Linked DNA regions of Homo sapiens: region 1 is linked to region 2. Evidence: read pairs that join two places in POLR2A ChIA-PET (ENCODE). Cell type or tissue: IMR-90. All regions are shown on one strand. Each heading gives the region's core, and the rest is flanking DNA. Links, peaks and the distances in the headings are about the cores only.

Evidence for each region. Peaks named below come from ENCODE experiments on the same cell type or tissue, not always from the same donor. Only the 100,000 strongest peaks of a DNase experiment are listed, where the experiment ranks them.
Region 1: POLR2A ChIA-PET joins it to region 2 with 10 read pairs; 24 of 35 experiments call an interaction of 5 or more read pairs at or near these places.

The regions. Positions count from the first base shown.
Region 1 is chr22:36,375,255-36,383,858 of GRCh38, reverse strand. The region is part of intron 1 of MYH9 (myosin heavy chain 9); the gene reads left to right. Among named protein-coding and RNA genes, the nearest start is that of MYH9, 8.4 kb to the left of the region's middle. RefSeq lists enhancers at 3,859-4,008, 6,375-6,454. In IMR-90, for the core only: no CTCF peak of the experiment used is centred there; a DNase peak (open chromatin) is centred at 3,608; H3K27ac peaks cover 930 bases.
Region 2 is chr22:36,486,835-36,495,438 of GRCh38, reverse strand. It overlaps FOXRED2 (FAD dependent oxidoreductase domain containing 2), which reads left to right. Exons shown (of 9, transcript NM_001102371.2): 8 at 1,636-1,806; 9 at 5,172-8,249. The coding sequence ends at 5,431. Among named protein-coding and RNA genes, the nearest start is that of TXN2, 9.5 kb to the right of the region's middle. In IMR-90, for the core only: no CTCF peak of the experiment used is centred there; no DNase peak of the experiment used is centred there.

The DNA.
Region 1 (8,604 bases), core at 1,516-6,515, 110 kb after region 2:
CCTCCCGAATAGCTGGGATTACAGGTGCCCGCCACCATGCGTGGCTAATTTTTTTGTATTTTTAGTAGAGACAGGGTTTCACTATGTTGGCCAGGCTGGTCTCGAGCTCCTGACCTCAGGTGATCTACCCGCCTCAGCCTCCCAAAGTGTTAGGATTACAGGCGTGAGCCACCGCACCTGGCACCCCCCCCCCTTTTTTTTTAATATAAATGATCAGTCTTAACTCCCTAGGTTATCAGGTTGAGGGGGTGGGGATGAGGCTGGGGGACAGATTGTTTTCCTGGCTTCTAGCTCGGTGTTCTTTCTGCCTCTGTGCACAACAAGGTATGCGTGTATTGTGGTTGTGGACTGTGGTTGTGGACTGCCTATTCACAAGTGGCTATGAGGCCCATCTGCTGATGCTTTTGGATGCACTTGGTGATGAACTTCTGCTGAGTAACCTCTTCACAGGGCCCCGGCTGGGACAGAAGGTGTGCAGACTGTGGTTTCAGTTCAAACACATGGTTTCCTGTGGTCTGGGAGATAGCCAAAGGGTGATACAGGAAGAGCACTGGACTTGGGTGACTGGAGACCTTACTTCCAACTCTGGCTCTGGGTGAGGGGAGGTTTGATTTCCTTTTTGTTTTTTGATTTCGTTTTGAAGCAGGGTCTTGCTCTGTTGCCCAGGCTATAGTGCAGTAGCATGATCATAGCTCACTGCAGCCTCAAATTCCTGGGCTCAAGCAATTCTCTGCCTCAGCCTCCTGAGTAGCCAGGATTACAAGTGCACACTGCTACACCTGGCTAATTTTTGTGTTTTTTGTAGGGATGGGATCTTGCTGTATTGCCTAGGCTAGTCTCAAACCCCTGGGCTCAAGCAACCCTCCTGCCTCAGCCTCTCAGAGTGCTGGGGTTACAGGTGTGAAATACTGCACCTGGCCAGGTTTGATTTCCGAGGAGGTGCCGTATCTCCCTACAAAGATATCATACCAGTTTATGTGCCCACAAGTTATGTATGGGAGTGCCTGAAAAACTGAAAAATTAAGTAATTTTATTTATTTATTTATTTCTTTATTTGAGATGGGGTCTCACTCTGTTGCCCAGGCTGGAGTACAGTGGCATGATCTTGGCTCACTGCAGCCTCTGCCTCCTGGGTTCAAGCAATATTCCTACCTCAGCCTACCGAGTAGCCAGGATTACAGGGGTGCACCACCACACCCGGCTAGTTTTTGCATTTTTAGTAGAGATGGGGTTTCACCACGTTGGCCAGGCTGGTCTCGAACTTCCGACCTCAGGCGATCCACCCGCCTTGGCCTCCCAAAGTGCTGGGATTATAGGCATGAGCCACCACACCCAGCAAAATCAAGTAATTTTAATTTCCTAGGCACTCTTTTTTTTGTTTTTTGAGACTGAGTCTCGCTCTGTTGCCCAGGCTGGAGTGCAGTGGTGTGATCTCGGCTCACTGCAACCTCCGCCTCCTGGGTTCAAGCGATTCTCCTGCCTCAGCTTCCCAAGTAGCTGGGATTACAGGCGCCTGCCACCACGCCCAGCTAATTTTTGCATTTTTAATAGAAATGGGGTTTCACCATGTTGGCCAGGCTGGTCTCGAACTGCTGACCTCAGGTGATCCGCCCGCCTTGGCCTCCCAGAGTGCTGGGATTACAGGCGTGAGCCACCGCACCTGGCCAGCACTCTGGTACCTTATTGATGGGAGTGTATATTGTACAACCCTCTTTTTAGAAGGTCGTTTGGGGCTGGGCATGGTGGCTCACATCTGTAATCCCAGCACTTTGGGAGGCCAATGGGGGAGGATTGCTTGAGCCCAGGAGTTCGAGATCAGCCTGGGCAACACAGGGAGAGTCTGTCTCTGGGTTACATTAAACAACAACAACAACAACAAAAGAAAGTTGTTTGGCAGTATCTGTCAAAGCATACTCCTTCCGACTATATTCTAGGAATTCATCTCACAGATAAACTCAGATGTGCTGAAGGAAATGTCTGAGAATCTTCATTGCGGCATTGACATAGAAGATGACAGGAAACAAGTTGTGCTATTAAAAAGGTCAACTAAATCATGGTACAGCTGTACAGTGGAAGTCCTTGCATCCCTTTGAAAAATGAGGTCAATCCATATGTACTGATAGGGTGTGCTCTCCAAGCTATGTTGTAAGTGAAAAACACCAGACGCAAAGTAGTGTAAATGGTGCTTCGTTTTGTGTAAAACATGGTATGTAAACTCTGCTCTGTGCATGCAGTATTTCTGGAAAGATACTGAGACCCTGGTAATGGTGGTTGCCTAGGGTCTAGGCAACAGGAGCAGGGAGTGAGCAGTACATTTCACTCAATACTTTTTTTTTTTTTTTTGAGATGGAGTCTCGCTCTGTTGCCCAGGCTGGAGTGGCATGATCGATCTCGGCTCACTGCAACCTCCACCTCCTGGGTTCATGTGATTCTCCTGCCTCAGCCTCCTGAGTAGCTGGGATTACAGGTGTGCGCCACTATGCCCAGCTAATTTTTTTGTATTTTTAGTAGAGACGGGGTTTCACCATGTTGCCCAGGTTGGTCCCCATCTCCTGACTTCAAGTGATCCACCTGCTTCTTCTTCCCAAAGTGCTGGGATTACAGGCATGAGCCAGTGTGCCCGGCCATATTGTCCCTAAAGAATAAAAAATTCAGCTATTTCTTATTTTTCTTAACTATAAAAATAAGGGGTCCAGCTGGCTAATCTGTAGGTCTCAACTTTAAAGTGCATTGCTTTAGGTTCCATATTGCATATTGAATGCCTACCTTTTACAAGGTAAGAGGGAAGGGTCTTTGTGCTTGAAACCTTTGGGTCCTGTTTTCTTCCCATGATGTCACATCACTAGAGTAACCCCTTAAACAGAAGTCCTTTCTGATCTACTTCCTCATATTCTGGGAAATGGTAGATGATTGATTTTTCTTTGCTGTATGAGAAGAGAAAGCCTGCATGTGTGTCTGGAAAGCGTTTTGGGATACCCTCTTGCAAGGTTTCCATAATTCGCTTGGCTCCAAATCATAAGCTGTCCTGTCCTGGGGAGCCCACCCCAACCTGAAGCCCAACCCAGGCCCTCACATACCTGGCTTTCTTTCTTTTCTTTTCTTTTCTTTTCTTTTTTTGGAGACAGAGTCTCACTCTGTTGCCCAGGCTGGAGTGCAGTGGCGTGATCTTAGCTCACTGCAACCTCCACCTCCCAGGTTCAAGCGATTCTCCTGCCTCAGCCTCCCGAGTAGCTGGGATTATAGGCACCTGTCACCACGCCTGGCTAATTTTTGTATTTTTAGTAGAGGCAGGGTTTCACCATGTTGGCCAGGCTGGTCTCGAACTCCTGACCTCAGGTGATCCACCTGGCTTGGCCTCCCGAAGTGGTGGGATTACAGGCGTGAGCCACCGCACCCGGCCACCTGGCCTTCTTTTTTAACTTGGGGTCATTGCATCCACTATTATGCCCCTTCCCACTCTGTCCCCAGTTTCCCCTAAGACATCTGGCCTGTGGTTTTTATGTATAACAACACTGGAAAAGCCCAAATTCTTGAGAAGATGTGATCAGAGGGGTGTTTTGAATGGGAGGGCCCTACCCCCCTTCTCAAGGATGGCTGTCTTTCGCCTTGGATGGTGTGGGCCCTGGGAGGAGCTGCCGGCGCTGCTGTTGTGCCCGATTGACTCCTTTCCTGAGTGAAGTCTGGAAGACCCCATCAGGGTCCTGAGGTCCTGCAAGGCAGCCTCCGGGCCTCCTGGGGGAATGGTGTGAGTCACACATGAGCACACACTATGAGACTGGCTCTAAAATGGGACCGCCACTGCATGGGCGGGCGGCCTGTATCTGTACCCAGCTCCCTGTCCCTTGTGCTTAGATGGCACCAAATATTTGGGAGGCAGGAGGGGAGCTGCCCACTCTGATGCATGTCTCTTTAAAAAGTAACCTAGGCTTCTGTTGGAATTACTCAGGTTCCCATTCCCACGATTAGCTTCTCGAGCCTGAGATGATTCAGCACCCGGGCAGGTGTCCCCAGAGAAGGCCCTTAGCTAGCCCGCCAAGCGCTGGAGCAGCTGGGAGTCCCTCAGTGGCTGTCTGCATCTCTAGCCCAGGACCCTCCTGCTGTGGCTGGAAGGAGCCTTTGCAGGGCCTTCCGGAAGGGTGTGGCTTCCTGCCGTGCAGGTTGGGCTAAGGCCTGTAGTGGGGTTACAGGTAGCTGATCTTCCCCACCCTCGAGTCACTTCCTTGGTACTTCTCAGAGGCCCTTACCATCCTTATGGTATGTCCCAGAGGAGAAAAGGGGCTTCTCAGGGAGGTCCCTCTCTTGCCTTCTTAGGCCAAGATGATGTCTTTCTGTACAACTTTTTATTTTTCTGAGACGGAGTCTCGCTCTGTCACCCAGGCTGGAGTGCAGTGGCGCGATCTCAGCTCACTGCACGCTCCACCTCCCGGGTTCACGCCATTCTCCTGCCTCAGCCTCCCAAGTAGCTGGGACTACAGGCACCCGCCACCACGCCCGGCTAATTTTTTTTGTATTTTCAGTAGAGACGGGGTTTCACCGTGTTAGCCAGGATGGTCTCCATCTCCTGACCTCATGATCCACCCGCCTCGGCCTCCCGAAGTGCTGGGATTACAGGCGTGAGCCACCACGCCTGGCCTCTCTGTACAATTTTTAATGTGTTGGGGGAGCTCGAAGCTAATCTCTGAGTAGGTTGCCACTCACCAAAAGGACGTGGGCCTTAGAAAGAAGAGCCTTTCTTCTTGCATTTTAACTCTAATTTGAAATCATCCCCTGCTTAAAAGAAAAATCAGCAACAACAATGAAAACCCTCCCTACTGGATTTAGAATTATAGAATGCCTGGCTGGAAGAGATGTTGGGAATAATTAAAATAACATTTCTTTTTTTTTTTCCTAATTAGAGAAAAAGCGATTTGCTTAAGCTCATTCTGTGAGTCGGTAGAAAACCTTGGCCCCTGGTTTCGCTCATACCCAGTGCCTTTCCAAATCAGGAGGCTTCATTTAAGCGTGTTTTCTAAATGGTGACTCTCTTTTTTTTTGATGTTTATGCCCTGTTTAGCCAAGCAACACATACTGAGCTCCTTTAATCTTTCCTTAAGAGTCTATTCTTCTACTCCCTTCGTCTTTTTTGTTGTTTTTTGTTGGGGGGCACTAGGGTTAAGGAATGGGGTGGGAAGTGTTTTGGGTTTCTCTGAACTTCTTCCAGCTGGACGTGACCACTTGGGCTGAAAGTTCCCACAGCTCGAAAAATCAATATTTCACATGGGGTGGTGCCAGGCAGCAGGGTGGGCCATTCAGAAAGCCACACTGCTGCCCACTGTCCTCAGCCAGCCCTGATTTCTAGTAACTTTAGGTCACTTAATGTCTCCGGTGATAATTTGTTATATTTTCAACACAAAATGCACGGGAGAAGGAACAAAATAAAGTTTTGGGATCAGGCAGAGCTAGGAGCAGACCCCCCGCCTTTTCTCCTGCTGCTCGCCTTAGTTTTCCCATCTGCACCGTGGAGAAGCCTCTTTCTTAGCATTATAAATGGATGTGAAGTGGTCTGTTCCTCCTCTTCCTCCCCTTCATCTCTCTTCTTTTTTTATGAGACAGCGTCTTGCTCTGTTGCCCAGGCTGGAATGTGGTGGCGCGATAGCAACTCACTACAGCCTCGGCCTCCGTCTCAAGCATTCTTCCCACCTCAGCCTCCTAAGTAGCTGGGATCACAGGTGTGCACCACCAGGCCTGGCTAATTTTTTTTTTTTTTTGTAGAGACAGGGTTTTGCCATGTTGCCCAGGCTTGTCTCAAACTCCTGAGCTCAAGCAATCTACCTGCCTTGGCCTCCCAAAGTGCTAGGATTACAGGTGTGAGCCACCTCGTCCAGCTTCTCCTTTTCTTCATAGTAACAATAACATCATCTCTCCTCAGGTGGTAGGAAATACACGTTCAAGTTTTTTTTTGTTTTTTTGAGACGGAGTCTTGCTCTGTCGTCCAGGCTGGACTGCAGTGGCACCATCTCGGCTCATTGCAAGCTCCGCCTCTCGGGTTCACGCCATTCTTCTGCCTCAGCCTCCCGAGTAGCTGAGACTACAAGGTGCCCGCCACCGTGCCCGGCTAATTTTTTTGTATTTTTGGTAGAGACGGGGTTTCACCGTGTTAGCCAGGATGGTCTCCATCTCCTGACCTCATGATCCGCCCGCCTTGGCCTCCCAAAGTGCTGAGATTACAGGCGTGAGCCACCGCACCCGGCCAGGTTCAAGTTTTAGAGATTTCGTATTTATCCAACAAGCCTGTCCCTTGATAACAAGGTGCGGTGATTAAGATGACTGAGGAACCTGCTGGAACTCGCCCCCGGCATTGATGCTGAGGTTTCTGATGCCTGCAACTTTTGCATCCTTTTCCCATACAGTTCAATTCATCTCATTACACTGATCTGAGCTGGTTTAAGTATTTTTTTTTTTAGAAAGGCTGTTACAAAGCGATAGAGGCACCTTTATTTAGAGTTGTCTATGTTCAAAAGCCACTACGTTTCCTGTGTTTCACATTAAGTCACTGAGCTAGAGAAGGCAGCTTCCTGTCAGATAAACATAAGAACGAGGCATTTGGGACAGTCTGGGTGACTTAATCTAACTGGGCCAGAATCGGGGAGAAGATTTGAGAACTCGCTGTCCTCTGCGGGTGAGGAGGTCAAAGGCGGGGTCTTCTTTCATTTCTGTCCCTATGCTGTAACTCCGTGTTTGGGACAGAGTCAGCTCCTAGTCCTTATTGCACAAATGGGGTTCAGGTCTCATTGGTGTCTTCACTTTTTTTTTTTTTGAGGTAGGGTCTCGCTTTGTCGCCTAGGCTAGAGTACAGTTGCACGATCTTGGCTCACTGCAACCTCCACCTCCCGGGTTCAAGCGATTCACCTGCCTCATCCTCCCAAGTAGCTGGGATTACAGGTGTGCACCACCACACCCAGCTAATTTTTGTATTTTTAGTAGAGACAGGGTTTCACCATGCTGGCTAGGCTGGTCTCAAACTCTAGACCTCAGGTGATCACCTGCCTCGGCCTCCCAAAGTGCTGGGATTACAGGCATGAGCCACTGCGCCCAGCCAGTGTCTTCAGTTCTAAGCCTGCGACAGGGAGGCCTAGATAGCCAAAAGCTTTTGAATGCCGGTTAGTGACCTCTTCATTTTACAGAACACTGATCGGGGAATCCCTGGGAGGAGAAAGGTGGTGGTAGGGGGGCATTTTCAAGTTTTTATTTTTTATATTTAAGAACCAAGTATTGGGTATAAGGGAGTTGCCCTTTGCCAAGTCAGTCCGCAGAGACTCCCTAAGCTCCAGCTATGTGGTCTGCACTGTGCTGGCTTGGTGGGGCTCAGCAGCGATGGAGGGCTGACAGCCTGTCCCTGTCACCAAGCAGCCTTATCCTCCAACAGGGAGTTGGGATACTGAGGCAAGCCCATGCTACCCTGAGTCAGGAGACATCTGAGCATCTTGAGCTAGGTTCCTGGAGGCTAGGATTGCCTGGGAGGAGGAGGGAGGATGGGAAGGTGGGCATGGAAGGGAGGAAGAGCTGCTCTCTGGGTCCCATCACAGTCTCGTTATTAATTATAATTATTAAAGTTTACTGGCCGGACACGGTGGCTCACGCCTGTAATCCCAGCATTTTGGGAGGCTGAGGTGGGTGGATCACCTGAGGTCAGGAGTTCGAGACCAGCCTGGCCAACACAGTGAAACCACGTCTCTACTAAAAATACAAAATTAGCCGGGTGTGGTGGTGCATGCCAGTAATCCCTGCTACTGGAGTGGCTGAGGCAGGAGAATTGCTTGAACCTGGGAGGCGGAGGTTGCAGTGAGCTGAGATTTCATCACTGCACTCTAGCCTGGTCAATAGGAGCAAAACTCCATCTCAAAAAAAAAAAAAAAAAAAAAAAGAAATTATTGAGCACTTGTATGTACTAGGTACCATGCTGATGCTTTTAAAAAATTATTATCTTTTATTTAAAAAATTTTAACTTACATTTAAAAAAATGGAAATGGGCTCTCACTGTGTTGTCCAGGTTGGTCTCAAGCTTCTGGCCTCAGGTGATCCTCCCACCTTGGCCTCTCAATGTGCCGGGATTATAGGCGTGAGCCACCACTGCACCTACACCTGGCCATGCTAGGGCTTTTACATGGATTATCTCATTTAATTCTTCCCTGGTTTCCATAAGGTAGGAACTTATCCTCATTTTGCAGATGGGGAGACTGTGCAGGGATTCAAACTTGGGTGCTCCAGCTCCTGACTCTGTGGCCTTGGAGACGCCCTGCACTCCAGGACTTGTGTTTCCTCACTTGGCGGTGAGTGGTTGGGCTGGTCCTTGAGGCCTCCACCCTCACCAGTGGCTGAGCATTCATTCAATGGGCAGAGAGAACGTTGGGCTGCAGCAGAATGGGATCTCCCGTACAGCAGTTGGCAACCCACAGCGGGGTTGCCAGGTCAGCATTGATGCCTTGGCTACTGACTTCACCTTTAACCCCACTGGCCATTTTTCAAATGAATGTGGTTGGTCCTAAGGGAGAGCAGGTGGAAAGACCCTGGCCCCAGCGTGAATCCAGGCACTGCTGTGCCTGTCTGAGTAGTGCCCTCTGGGGA
Region 2 (8,604 bases), core at 2,361-7,360:
GGCACAGAGTAGCTACCAATAAGTGAACAACCTCGGGAACGCACCCCCTGCTTCAGAGCTTGAAGGGCAGTCAGGTAGAAGAGGGTGGTTTAAACAGGGGTTGTTCCCAAAGGCAGAAGTCGTGTCAGCAGGTAGCAGTGACGGGTGCAGGTCTGTGGTCAGTATAAGGAGGCACTAAGAGGCTGGGCATGGTGGCTCATGACTGTAATCCCAGCACTTTGAGAGACCAAGGCAAGCGGATTATAAGGTCAGGAGTTCAAGACCAGCCTGGCCAAAATGGTGAAACCCCATCTCTAAAAAAACATGAAAAAAATGCAAAAATTAGCTGGGCATGGTGGCACATGCCTGTAATCCCAGCTATTCAGGAGGCTGAGGCAGGAGAATTGCTTGAACCGGGATCCGGGAGGCAGAGGTTGCAGTGAGCCGAGATTGTACCACTGCACTCCAGCCTGGGCTACAGAGCAAGACTCTGTCTCAAAAAAAACAAACAAACAAACAAAAAGGCCGGGCGCGGTCGCTCACGCCTGTAATCCCAGCATTTTGGGAGGCCGAGGCGGGCGGATCACGAGGTCAGGAGGTCGAGACCATCCTGGCCGACATAGTGAAACCCCGTCTCTAATAAAAATACAAAAATTAGCCAGCGTGGTGGCGTGCGCCTGTAGTCCCAGCTACTAGGGAGGCTGAGGCAGGAGAATCGCTTGAACCCAGGAGGCAGAGGCTGCAGTGAGCCAAGATTGTGCCACTGCACTCTAGCCTGGGAGACAGAGCGAGACTCTGTCTCAAAAAAAAAGAAAAAGGAGGCACTAAGAGTTAAAGCTGTTCAGTGGGGGAATTGGTCACCTCCAAATTCAGGTTTCCCAGAATAGCGACGGCCAAGTCTTGACTCGATGGCCATCTGACTGGAACACCACAGAAGGGAGCCCACACCAGGGAGAAGCTGAACTAGATGAGTGCTGAGACCCCTCGCCTCTATCTGAGTCTTCTCAGAGAAAGGCCAGTTTGAAAGCAGCCACAGCCAGGCGCAGTGGCTCATGCCTGTAATCCCAGCACTTTGGGAGGCTGAGGCGGGTGGGTCACCTGAGGTCAGGAGTTTGAGACCAGCCTGGCCAACATGGTAGAGACTAGAAACCCCATCTCTACGAAAAATGTAAAATATGAGCTCGGTGTGGTGGCGGGCACCTGTAATCCCAGCTACTCTGGAGGCAGAGGCACAAGAATCGCTTGAACCCAGGAGGTAGAGGTTGCGGTGAGCCTAAATTGTGCCACTGCATGACAGCCTGGGCAATAGAGCGAGACTGTCTCCAACAAATAATAATACAAAATAAAAAGCAGCCACAGTAGATCTCAGTCCATGTGAGTCTTAGGGAAACGCCAGCCTCACGTTGTTAGCTTCAGCACTGCCTTCCGAAACCACAAGGGAAAAGCCTAGTTCCTCTTCCTCATGGCAGCCTTTCAAATATCTGCAGGTGGCTCTTGAACAGTCTGACCACAGCCCAGCATAGGAGGCTGTCGGGAAAGCCGAGCACGAGTGAACGAGGGAAGTGTTTGGGCTGTGTGGGATCCGTGCTGTGTCGGCCCGAGGAGGGGAAGCCCAGCCTCACAGCTCTGACATGGCCCCCTCTCTCCTCCCCACAGAACAGGAGGTGAGGTTCCGCCCTGCACACTGGCCCCTGCCTCGGCCCACGGCCATCCATCACATCGTGGAAGACTTCTTAACAGACTGGACTGCCCCGATCGGGCACATCCTACCTCTGAGGCGCTTCCTGGAGAACTGTTTGGACACCGATTTGCGAAGCTTCTATGCAGGTAACTTAAGCTCCCAGAAAGACAAAGGGTCTGAGCTCCAGGTTGAAGAAAGGTCACAGAGACCCAAGACCCGTGGAGTTTCAGGACCCATATCTGGAAATCCAAACCCCAGACTACTGTTCCCGACAATGCCGTGGGTTAAATTACAACTCACCTAAAAATAATGGATAATATGTCTTCTTTTTTTTTTTTTTGAGATGGAGTCTCGCTCTGTTGCCCAGGCTGGAGTGTAGTGGCGCAATCTCAGCTCACTACAACCTCCGCCTCCCGGGTTCAAGCGATTCTCCTGCCTCAGCCTCCCAAGAAGCTGGGACTACAGGCACATGCCACCATGCCCAACTAATTTTTTTATTTTTTAGTAGAGATGGGGTTTCACCATATTGGCCAGGCTGGTCTCGAACTGACCTCGTGATCCGCCTGCCTCAGCCTGCTGAAGTGTTGGGATTACAAGTGTGAGCCACCGCACCCAGCTGATAATATGTCTTTTCAAAAGGATTAGCAGGGCCAGGCGCCATGGGAAGGCGCCAGGGCCAGGTATGGGTGGGAAGACAGAGCTGGAGCAGGATGGGAGGCCTGTTTAGAGACACTCCAATAAAGCTTGGATCTCAGTAGGGAAGCTGGGAGCCAAAACCCTCCAAAGGAGGAGATAGATGACATGCATGGTTTTGGCCCTAGATAGAGTGGGAGAGAAAAATCTCTGAAAATATTCAACCAGTAGGCCCTGCTTATGTAAATTTGGGGCCAAACTTCATGAGATCATTGAGCTATAGAAATCACAGAAGCAAATGCACACCTTCTCAAGAAATACACTTTTAGGCCAGGTGCAGTGGCTCACGCCTGTAATCTCAACACTTTGGGAGGCCGAGGTGGGTGGATCACCTGAGGTCAGGAGTTCGAGACCAGCCCTGGCCAACATGGTGAAACCCCATTTCTACTAAAAGTAGAAAAATTAGCTGGGGGCAGTGGTGGGTGCCTGTAATCCCAGCTACCTACTCGGGAGGCTGAGGCAGGAGAATCGCTTGAACCCGGAAGGCGGATGTTGCAGTGACCCGAGATCATGCCACTGCACTCCAGCCTGGGCAACAGAGCGAGACTCCATCTCAAAACCAACAACAACAAAAATGCCAGGGTGTGTGAGGGAGTGAATTCCCACCCTGAGTTGTGGGTCCCACCAATGCATTGTCCCAGGCCCTTTAGCCTCCTGTCTCCCACTTTCTAGACACTGTTTGACTGTACAGGCCACTGTGTGCTGCTGCCTTGGACTGGAGAGAATCCGCCCAGCAGGCGGCCAGCTGGCATAGTGGCAGCCGTCCCTCTGTTACTGTAGCTGATGTGCAGCTGTTAGTGCTGGCCCCAGATTCTGCTGAGCATCTGAGCCCCCTGCAGAAGGGATGATGTTGTCAGAAGGTGGTGCCTGCCAAACAGCCACCTTGCTGCCCTCCCAGTCTTCCCGCTGTCCTCTTCCTCATCTGCTCTCTTACCCGCTTGGAGAGGCTTGCCATGGCCTGGCCTCCCAGGGGCCTCCATGCTAAGAGTCAGAAATAAACAGGAAGTCATATTTCTGGAGCACCTTTCAGCCTGGTCACCCATGGAAGCCTCACGACATCCTTTGTGCTGTGCCCATTTTTCACTTGAGATAGAGGGGCTCAGGGAGGCAAGAAGGCTCGCTCAGAGTTACAGAAGGACTCCAGCCCATTCCTGACACTCTGTCTGCCCTTGTCTCTAACTCCCTCAGAAGGCTGAGCCCATATCTGTGTCAGCTCTTCTGTTTGTTTAAAGTCTTATAAGTACTTGGCTAAATGACTTTTTCTCACTGTATTAGTCTGTTCTCACATTGCTATAAAGAAATACCTGAGACTGTAATTTATAAAGAAACAGGTTTAATTGGCTCACAGTTCTGCAGGCTGTATGGACGCATGGCAGCATCTATTTCTGGATGCTGGATCACGCCTGTAATCCCAGCACTTTGGGAGGCCGAGAAAGGCAGATAGCTTGAGGTCAGGAGTTCAAGACAAGCCAGGCCAACATGGTGAAACCCTCTCCCTACTTAAAAAACACAAAAATTAGCTGAGCGTGGTGGCGGGCACCTGTAGTCTCAGCTACTGGGGAGGCTGAGGCAGGAGAATCACTTGAACCCAGAAGGCAGAGGTTGTAGTGAGCTGGGATCGTGCCACTGTACTCCAGCCTGCCTGGGCAACAGAGGGAGACTCTGCCTCAAGAAAAAAAAAGAAAAAGAAACCACTCCTGTGATGCAGTCACCTCCCAGCAGCCCCACCTCCAGCATTAGAGATTGCATTTCAACATGAGATTTGGGCGGGGACACAGACCCAAACTATGTCACCCGCTTTCCCTACCTTCATTCTCATTCCCACGAGGAACTCCCAGACCTAGCGGTTGTTCCTTTCAGTAGCTTCTCTCTTTGCATGGCTTCTTTTGGTTGTTTCTTCATATTTCTTTTTCTTTCTTTTTTTTTTCGAGACAGAGTCTCTGTCACCCAGGCTGGAGTGCAGTGGCACGATCTTGGCTCACTGCAACGTCCGCCTCCTGGATTCGAGTGATTCTCCTGCCTCAGCCTCCCGAGTAGCTGGGATTACAGGTGTTTGTCACTACGCCTGGCTAATTTTTGTATTTTTACTAGAGACGGGGTTTCTTTCTCATTATGTTGGCCAGGCTGGTCTCGAAGTCCTAACCTCAGGCGATCCACCGGCCTCGGCCTCCCAGAGTTGTCGGATTAAGGCGTGAGCCACCACGCCCGGCCGTTTCTTCATATTTCTACATGATAAGTATCCACAGCTATCTTATGATTGACCAAATTTGATTCATGCACCAGCTTTCTGTTGTGGGACAGATGAGGATATACCCGTTTTTCTTTATCCCCCACACTGTTTAGATCAGAACTTTGCACATGGTATTTGCAACTCAAATGTTGTTGAGGGACTGCGTCTTTGCAGGCAGATCTGAGCTCACAGTGGAACTGACCACTGAGTTCCCAGCCGCACCAGGCCGAGGGTCTGCTCATGAAGGTCGGAGCCCCGCCCCCAGTGTGGTTGCCTGCAGAGCCCGGTGCTCAGCCCTGATGTCTGGGAGCTGAGGCATTGCTGTGGTTTGCTTTTATTTTGGAGCCTTGTTCTTCCAGAGTGTCAAGGCAGCCCCCTGCCCTGGAGCCTCGTGGAGGGTCATGATTCATGACCTACTCAGGTTGGACGTGAGATGCCCAGAAAGGTCAGCTCCCAGTTTCAAGGGATGGAAGATACCAGGCAAGGCCTGCAGTGAAGCCCCCACACCTGGCATTGGCAGCTCCCCTTTCTGCACCCCTCCCCACATGTCCCAGCCTGGCTCATTCTCCTCATTTTGCTTTTGTGTAGAGTCCTGCTTCCTGTTCGCCCTCACGCGCCAGAAGTTGCCACCCTTTTGCCAGCAGGGGTACCTGAGGATGCAGGGACTCGTGAGTACCGAGAGCCTTTGGCAGCACAGAGTGGAGAGCAGGCTCCTGCGGGACTATGCCCCCACAGGCAGGCGCCTGGAGGACAGCAGCCAGCAGCTTGGCGACCAAGAGCCACTAGGTTCCCCCCTGGCTCCAGGGCCTCTGGCTCAGTCCGTCGATAGCAACAAAGAGGAGCTCTGACTGTCCCTTCCTAAGCTGTGGGCACAGTGGCCAGGCCTCCCCACCTAGGCCCATGGTCAGTCCCTCTTTCCCCGCAACCTCACACTCCCGCCAATGCGTGATTGCCAAAGACCACTCAGATCATGGCAGTGTCTGCAGCAAAGCCACCAGATGGCACGTGAGGGCTGAAAGTCGGGGATGCGGTGGTCTCCTCCCTCCTGTCAGGGGGCAGAAGGGCATCCTCTGCCAGGTGGGAGCTGCCTTCCCCAGCCCAGTTTGTCTGCAATGGAGCTGTCGCTGAGCCCCAGGCCAGCCCAGTTCTGCCCCGTCTCAAGTGCTCCTCTTCCTTCCAAGCCCCTCCTCAGATGGGCCTGCATCCCGCCTGTGGAGTGCTTCACAGGGGAAACCCATCCGCATCTTAAGAGTTTGTGGCAAGCGCTTTAAAACAAAAGCTCTGATATCCTCAACAACCACAATGGGCAGGTGGGATTGTTGCCCCAGATGACTGCTGAAGACACCAGCTGTGGGATGTCAAGTAATTCCAGGGACCCCCAGCTGGGAGTCCCCGTCTGTGTCACTTGCCACACACTGCCTCAACCTCCCCGCCCCATTTTCAGCAGGGTTTGGGCTTAGCTACAGAGCCCAAGAGGGTCAGCCCTGCTTATCATCATAGGCCCAGCAGGCTGATCTCGAGCAGCGATAGGACAGCTCCCTGCAAAGCCATCTTAGCAACTTTCTCACTGAGAAGCAGGATTCAGAGCTGCTCTCCCCAGTTGCACCCCCTGACTCATCTTCCAGCTGGCTCTTCTCTCCCATCCTACTCCCTTCTGTCTCCCTGCCCTCTGCCATCCTGAACCATGCCTTGCTTCTAACCTGCCTGGTCAAGTTTTGTGAAACTTATCCTGCTGTCTCGGGCTGGCACCCATATGTGCTCACCATGTGTAAGGTGACATTTCCAAATGCCTTTGTGTGATAATGATGATGAATTTGGTTCCTAGTCTCTTCTTCATTGCCCTTCCTCACCAGCAATCTGCACTTTCCCATCAGGCGTCTTAGTCTCATTTGTAAGTGCATAAGATAATCACAGTGATTTTTCAAAGCCCAGGATCATAAGTGATTGCTTTTTCACTGGTTCTTACTAACTCTTCATGTATCCACTCAGAATTCCAAGGACAATCCCAGCACTCTGGGAGGCCCAGGCAGGTGGATCACCTGAGGTCAGGAGTTTGAGACCAGCCTGACCAACATGGAGAAACCCTATCTCTACTAAAAATACAAAACTAGCCAGGCGTGGTAGCACATGTCTATAATCCCAGCTACTGGAGAGGCTGAGGCAGGAGAATCACTTAAACCCGGGAGGCAGAGGTTGCAGTGAGCCGAGATTGCGCCATTGCACTCCAGCCTAGGTAACAAGAGGGAAACTCCATCTCAAAAAATAAGTTAATTAAATTAAATTAAAATAAAACATGCGCTGGGTACAGTTGCTTACACCTGTAATCCCAGCACTTTGGGAGGCCAAAGTGGGCCGATCACCTGAGCTCAGGAATTCGAGACCAGCCTGGCCAACATAGCAAAACCTTGTCTCTACTAACGGTAAAAAAAATTAGCTGGGCATGGTGGAGCATGCCTGTCATCCCAGCTACTTGGGAAGCTGAGGCAGGAGAATTGCTTGAACCTGGGAGGTGGAGGTTGCAGTGAGCAGAGACCGAGCCACTGTACTCCAGCCTAGGTGACAAAGCAAGACCCACAGTAAAGCCCCCACACCCCATCTCAAAAAAATAAAAAATAAAAAAGAACAAAGTATGCTACAACAAAAGTGAAAAGAGAAAAAGAATTCCAAGAACCCGGGCTTTCTGGATCCAAAGCTCTTTCATGGGGACGTCCTCTTCCCCTCTTGGCTTGGTCCAGACTTTTTCTTTTTCTTTTTTTTTTTTTTTGCAATGGATTTCGCTCTTGTCACCCAGGCTGGAGTGCAATGGCACGATGTCGGCTCACTGCAACTTCTGCCTCCCGGGTCTAAACAATTCTCTTCCCTCAACCTCCCAAGTAGCTGGGATTACAAGCGCCTGCCACCACGCCCAGCTAATTTTTGTATTTTTAGTAGAGACAGGGTTTCACCACATTGGCCAGGCTGGTCTCGAACTCCTGACCTCAGGTGATCCACCTGTCTTGGCCTCCTAAAGTGTTGGGATTACAGGCATGAGCCACCACGCTCGGCCCAGTCCAGACTTTTTAACTACCTGGCCCCACTGCAGACACAGTTCCCTCTAGTCCTTCCCAGAGTTACAAGAAGAGAACTCCAGTAGCCTTATTCTGTCAGGGACGAATTGTTTACCCCATGATAATGTAGGATATCATAAATTCTTCTTCAAAGGTTTTAGCCTGTAATTTGTTAAGTACATTGAGTTCTGAGATCCTCTCCAAAGAACCAATGTATCAGTATGTTCAGCTCACCTGTTCTTTGTTCTTCATTTTAACTTTTAATTTCCTCATTCTTTATGTCTCCTTGCCCCTAGTTTCAGTAAACAATCCCCTCCTAGCCTCTGTCACCTGCTCTGACCTGAGTCACCTTTAGTCACCTGGTCCGTAACCATCTTTCCTGTCTAAACTTCTCACCCCACCACTCTGGCTTATACCCCTGCTCTCTTTAAAATAGCCAGTCAGAATTAGCTTAGATTGTGCGGTCCAACCCTAGCCCATAGGGGAACAACACAGCAGTAGGGGGTACCTGCATCAGGGATAAGAACCCATTCCCCTCCCTTGTTCCGGTGTGCTCTCGCCATTGCACCATCCATGAGACGCACTCTTGTATAGAAGTAAAATTGCCTTGCTGAGAAAATGTATGTTTGAGTGCTATTTCTTTTGTGGCACTGAAAATTTATTTCTAACAAATTTGGGGTCTCATTTGGGATTCCCATCCTCCTCTGAGGAGGGTCTAGACCTCTCCCATGAGGAGGCACGTCCCACTGCCTTGTTGCGGTGGCCACAGGGGTAAGGAATCGAGACCAACCAGTGTGACGAATAAACCTATACTCTCAGCAAGGCAGAAAGAAACGGGCTGGCGACCTGGGGGAAAGGATCCTCATGTACCACAGCGACCAAGTAAGTGTGCAGAGACCAAGCTAAGAAACATCGCAGGGGTGACAAAGTATTTCCTTGGTGGTCAGGATATTCTGGGGGTTGAAAGTGTGCAT